Regions from separate parts of the Homo sapiens genome. Here region 1 is linked to region 2. A link is a loop called in an ENCODE intact Hi-C map of the cell type or tissue named here. Cell type or tissue: mammary epithelial cell. All regions are shown on one strand. Links, peaks and the distances in the headings refer to the core of each region. The heading gives the core; the rest is flanking DNA. Region 1 overlaps PHF1 (PHD finger protein 1). Region 2 overlaps UQCC2 (ubiquinol-cytochrome c reductase complex assembly factor 2).

Region 1 (2,629 bases), core at 130-2,629, 290 kb after region 2:
TGACTCAGAGCTGCTAGATTTGTTTATTTCTCTTTATTTCAATCATACAGAGTCCGGGATCCCTTATCATCCTCCCTCCTCAGTCTCTGCCCCCAGGGGTTAAATAATTTTAAAAAATATTTAAAAAGCTGTAACAAAATAACATCAAAGGAAATGGGAAGGATGGGAGGGGTCAGGAATCATGAAGGAGGGTAGAGAAGAGGGCCTCTTCCCCACTCCCCACTCTTGGATTCCAGCCTGGGCAGTAGGGAGAACTACCCCCTATCTCTCCAGGTACATCCCAGCTGTAGGTGAGGTCAGAGGTCAGGGTATGAAAGTGCCGGTGTGTGTGAATGGGGAGCTGGGCAGAGGCAGGCTGTTCAGAAGATGCCCCCTCCTCCCCACTCAACCAGGTACTGCACAGAGCCATCAGGCCGTACTCTCCGAGCAAGGACCCGGACAGGGTCCCCTCGGGACAGGTAACCAACCCCACCTCGGACTCCTCCCCCAGTCCCAGGAGACAAACTACGGCACAGGGGAGAAGGGGGTGCTGAGCGTCTAGGAAGACCTGGGGATGGGGATGAAACTGAGGAAGATGAGGCAGTCATCGAGTGGGGGGCACTTTTAGGGATGTCTGTGGGGAAACCAATGTGAAGTTCCAGGGGTGACCTAGGGAGAGAAGGCAATTGTAAGAAATGGGCAGAAATGGAGAGCACATGTGAATCAGAGAAACAGTGTTAGAGACTAAGAGCCTTGAGCACATAGAGGGGAAGAAGAGCATCACTGGTAATAGAAGACAGAATCTCACCTGTCTGGGGGTCCACTGTCCCCAGAGGTCCCTGCGGTGCTGGCAGAAGGGTGGAAGGAAGCAAACATCCGGATGGGGCTGCTGGGGTTGGAGTGGGGAAAGTCAGGACCTGAAGCAGGGGAACAGGACCTTCTCCCCCTGGGAAGTGCAGAGCTCAAACACTACCCCCAAGGGACTCCCTTCCCCAGAATACTGGCTACCAGACACTAGTTCTAGAAGTCGGTCTAGGCCAAGAAGTGGGTAGCCAAGGGGGAGAGGGAAAAGAATTCTGGGTGATAAAGTCCAGAAGATGTGAATAATTGGGAGCATATTTTGTGGGGGAGGGGCAGAGGAGCACTGACCTGGGCAGGCAGCGGGCATCTGTGGGCCGGAAGTTGTAGCCGCTGCTGCCCTGGTAACTCTGGTTAGGGCTGGGGGATGGTGGAGACACTGAGGCCTAGAAGAGGGGGCAAAGGACTGAGAGATAATCCTTGACTCCTTCCCACACCCCACCATTTGCTCCATCGGGTTCCCCCTGCTCCAGTACCTGCAGTGCCCTCTGCAGATGAGCCCGCTCCCTCTGCTCCTGGGGCTCGGGCTGATTGCGCACTGCTGAGGGTGGCCCCAGCTCCTCCACTTTCCCCTTCTGCCTCCTCCTCAGGGGCTCTGGCTCCGGCCTCCGGCGCTTCCCCAGGGGACGTGAGACCCCTCCCCCAGGGCCCTGCCCTGAAGGGAAGCTGTAAGAGGCCTCCTTATCCCCCCAGCCCCCTCCCGGACACCCCCAAGACCTCCCCATCTCTATACATATACCCCCCAGGACTAACACCCTGAGAATTTCCCCCATCCCCCCTGGACCAGTGACCTGGTGAGTGCTCCATCTCCAGTAGGGGGCTCCACAGGGGGAGGCATCCGAGCATGGAGACCAAACAAACATTTCCTCTTCTTAATCTCTCTCCCTGAAATGAAACTGGGGCAAGAAGAGAAATGATATAGGGTCAGTGCTGTAAAAAACGGTTCCTCCTTACGCCATTCCTCAATCCTTTTCAGTCACAGTCTTCCAGGTGGGTTGCAAGCCCCTCCCCTTCCAGGCTTCCACTCTCCATCTCTTTCCGAGCCTCATCCTTGCCTCCTCTTCCCTCCAACTCACCGGTCCTTGTGGCTGTTAAGAGCAGAGAGGAGCCTGGAAGAACGTTCTCCTTTGGGGGTGTCTGAAAGCTGGGAGAAATGAAGAAAAATGGGGCCAGGGGAGCAGTGATTTCTTCTCTTCCCCTTTCCGCTACATCTCCCTGTCCCATCCCAACCCCCAAAACTGCACTACCCCTTACCTCCCCCAGGAGCAAACTGTCCCAATTCTCAGAAGTGAAGGGGAGGATCTCACGATCAAAATCAAAGTATTTCTTCTTACAGCAAACACTGAGGTGATACAGGACAAGATGGGCCACATCCACCCTGGAAAAACAAAGTTTTCAAGACCACAGAGGCATTTTAAGAGCCAGGGGAGTCCTGAGGTGGGAGGTTGGGGCATATAGAGTGAAATACTGTGGTGTGGAGTTACACTGAGGTCATGCCCAATCCAGCTCACCAGCGAAGCTGTAGTCTCCGGACTTTCTCAGGGCCCCCGCGACACACACAGCATTCAAATTCATAGAACCTGGACATGGGCAAGAGGGAGCAAACACACTTACACAGGAAAACTGTGCCATCCCCTGGAAGACTCACAAGCAAGGACGGGGCAAACAGGTGAGGTAACGCTGCAGAGGTTGGGAAGAGACTGGAGTGGAGAAGGGCGTGGGAGAACTGAGGGTGGAACACGAAGAAAGAGGGCATCCTTGGCTCCTAGAGAGTCTGCCTTGGTCTCACCTG
Region 2 (2,953 bases), core at 454-2,953:
TCCAGCAGGGGCACTGCTGTCTCTGGCACCAGAGAATTGACTTACATCACCCTTTCTATGGCAAGGCCTCAGTGTTCTGGGCCATCTCCTTTCTAGCAGGACCTAACTGTGGTCCTGGCTTGGTTCTCCTCAGTTTACACATTTTATCTTAAATGTTGCCTTCTTCATGTTTCTTTCCTTCTTGTAGAGTTTCAGCAGCTCCCCACTTATCATAGATTGAGAACTCAGATGATTTTTTTTTTTTTTGCCTTTGCTAAAAGAATCTGTTGGTCTGAGGCCGGGCATGGTGGCTCATGCCTGTAACCCCAACACTCTGGGAGGCTGAGGCAGGTGGATCGCTTGAGGTCAGGAGTTCGAAACCAGCCTGGCCAGCATGGTGAAACCCTGTCTCTACTAAAAAATACAAAAATTAGCTGGGTGTGGTGGCACATGCCTTTAATCCCAGTTACTCAGGAGGCTGAGGCTGGAGAATTGCTTGAACCCAGGAGGCGGAGGTTGCAGTGAGCCAAGATTGCGCCACTGCACTCCAGCCTGGGCAATAGAGTGAGAGACTGTCTCAAAAAAAACAAAAGAATCTACTGGTCTGGCCTGAAGCATCCCACAGGATTCCTGCCTCCTCTTCCTTGCTGACGGCATCTCCTCCCCCAGGAAGGCCTGCCCTTCTCCCTTCTGCTTGCTGACCTTCTGCTTGCTGACCTTCTGCTGTGCTTCCTTCAGAACCTAGCATTGTCTCACTTCCATCATGCACTGACCACTTGAGCATGCGGGGACTCCCCCACTGAGTCCCTGTAGCCCACTCTGCCCAGCACCCCCTTTGTTAGGCACGCCTTTCCAACCTTACATTTCTATTGTGGCATCTCCCACTGCAGCTGGTGTCGTGGCTCACAAGTCACAGATGCTCAACAAATGCTTGTTTGCTGATTAATTGATCTGATTTTTCTGTAGGTTGGGGAGTTGATGAGGCAGAGCTATGCCTCCAAAAAGTAGTTTCTAATAGCAGAGCTGTAGTCCAGGTTTGCTTCCCGCAGAGTGGAGAAGCCAGTGCTAGCTGCAGGCCTGCTTCATGTGAACGCTTTATTAAGTATGGTCTTTCCTCAAGGTACAGACACTGTGGGAGGCAGGACTCCTTTGCTCACCTCCTTTGGGATTCTTTGCTTTTCAGGTTGCAGAGCCTGAGGCCTGTGATCAGATGTACGAGAGCTTAGCGCGACTCCATTCAAACTACTACAAACACAAGGTGAGTGGGCCACAGTCTTTTATATACCCAGCTTTCTGACGGGACAACTAATAAGAATGAGTGAAAATCTGATTAGGTAATGTTTTGTAAAGACTTGGCTTTGCTGCGTTCAAATGAAACCAGTAATTTCAACCAAGCCAACAGAGGTGCCTGGTAGAGGCTTTTAGGCCACCTAAATAAAAGCTATTTAAAATTGTGAATATAGGGAAGAAACAAAACCAATTATGAATAGAAGCCATGTATTTGATATGCCAGTGTGTGCTCCTGGGAATGTCTGACAGCCATTGGATTTATACCTATTTTCCCATCCACTCTGACGGAACTGACACCTCCCCACATTCTGGTGATAAAGATGGGATGATTGGGAAAGTGCCCTCCTTTTACGGAGCTGGGCCCAACATGATTACTGTCAAATTCCATTTAGAGTGGTTTTTCCCATACTTGAAAAATATGCTCATTAACTCCACAAACATTTGTGGCCATATGCCTATGTGGAAAATTGATTTTTTCTAAATCCTCCCTGCTAACATGTGATCCATGAGCAGCAGCATGGGCATCACCTGGGAACTGGTTAGAAATGCAGAATCAGGGGCCCCACCCATACCTGCGTTTTCCAGGGAGGACTCACGGGTACATTATAGTTGGAGCTGCCTCCTGGAGACTGTACTGGTTCTTGCGAGGCCAAGTCTTGACCTCGAGGTGGCGCTGCTCTTCTCCTTGCTAGGCCTCCTGGCCTCTGGTTGCCCAGGGCCTAGGTGAAATGCAGTTAGAGAGCAGGGCTTGTGTGCTGATCTCTCCCCTCCCTTCACTTCCTTTCTGCCCCGGTGACCAGTACCCTCGCCCCAGAGACACCAGCTTCAGTGGCCTGTCGTTGGAAGAGTACAAGCTGATCCTGTCCACAGGTAATGAAAGCACAGCTGCCTTTTCTCATTGGTTTGCAAATGATTCTGAGTTTGAGTGGCCAAGGGGAATTGTCTAAGAAGACAGTTTTGCTTGATGGAAAGTCTTGTAGAACAGCCCAGAGGAAATTCTGAAGCTACAGGGCGCATGCATTTTGACCATATACTGTGGAGAAGGTCAAAGGCGTTATTTAAAAAAGAAAATCTATCTTTAGGGCTTTTAAATTCAAGGCTGGGCATCAGGGAACAGAGGAATACCTATTTGCCAAATGGAAGTAGTTGAAATCAGGATGGAAGGAAAATAATTTTATTTTTATGGTCTTAAGAGGGCTTTATAAACAATGAAGGTTTTAATTAAAACAAAAAACCATTCAATAAACGTGTTTGGGGATATCCGCCTAAGAGTTATGTGACCCAGGGGACGTGGTCTGTGGGTTAGATATGAGTTTAACTAGGTATGTTTTAGAGTCATTGATAGACTCTGATTATCAAGAAAGGAAACATCCTGCCAAGCCCGTCCTTTCCTTACTTCCCTATCTCCATTGTCCCTAAGGAGGGGGGCCGGAGAGCCAGGGATGAAGTAGGCAGGTACTGGAAAATTACTATTTTTGTTGCCAAGTATATTATATACAAAAATAGGTTAACCTTTTCTGGGAGGGCATGGCCCTGACACATTTCCTTCTGGTATTCTAGAAATGTGTCTTTCCTCTTCTTCTGGCAGCCTTCAGCAACTTAAGTTTTGAGGATTTGGGCTTCTAGAAAACTCTCTTCTGAGATTAAAACCTGGTGGTGTCACCTGCTATTACATGTCAACTCT

The links. Hi-C counts contacts between places; a loop is a spot of excess contacts. Peaks named below come from ENCODE experiments on the same cell type or tissue, not always from the same donor. Only the 100,000 strongest peaks of a DNase experiment are listed, where the experiment ranks them.
Region 1: a loop joins it to region 2, with 2.6 times the contacts of the local background. A loop is called at or near these places in 9 of 110 quality-filtered maps.

What each region holds. Positions count from the first base shown.
Region 1 is chr6:33,413,829-33,416,457 of GRCh38, reverse strand. It overlaps PHF1 (PHD finger protein 1), which reads right to left. Exons shown (of 15, transcript NM_024165.3): 7 at 2,627-2,629; 8 at 2,349-2,417; 9 at 2,092-2,215; 10 at 1,914-1,981; 11 at 1,629-1,733; 12 at 1,314-1,503; 13 at 1,129-1,223; 14 at 788-868; 15 at 19-648. The coding sequence ends at 360. It overlaps CUTA (cutA divalent cation tolerance homolog), which reads left to right. Exons shown (of 6, transcript NM_001014840.2): 6 at 1-16. Among named protein-coding and RNA genes, the nearest start is that of CUTA, 3.0 kb to the left of the region's middle. In mammary epithelial cell, for the core only: a CTCF peak has its summit at 1,648 (motif pointing right); no DNase peak of the experiment used is centred there.
Region 2 is chr6:33,699,630-33,702,582 of GRCh38, reverse strand. UQCC2 (ubiquinol-cytochrome c reductase complex assembly factor 2) reads left to right here. Exons shown (of 4, transcript NM_032340.4): 2 at 1,163-1,237; 3 at 2,070-2,139. Among named protein-coding and RNA genes, the nearest start is that of MIR3934, 3.0 kb to the right of the region's middle. In mammary epithelial cell, for the core only: a CTCF peak has its summit at 1,938 (motif pointing right); a DNase peak (open chromatin) is centred at 1,932.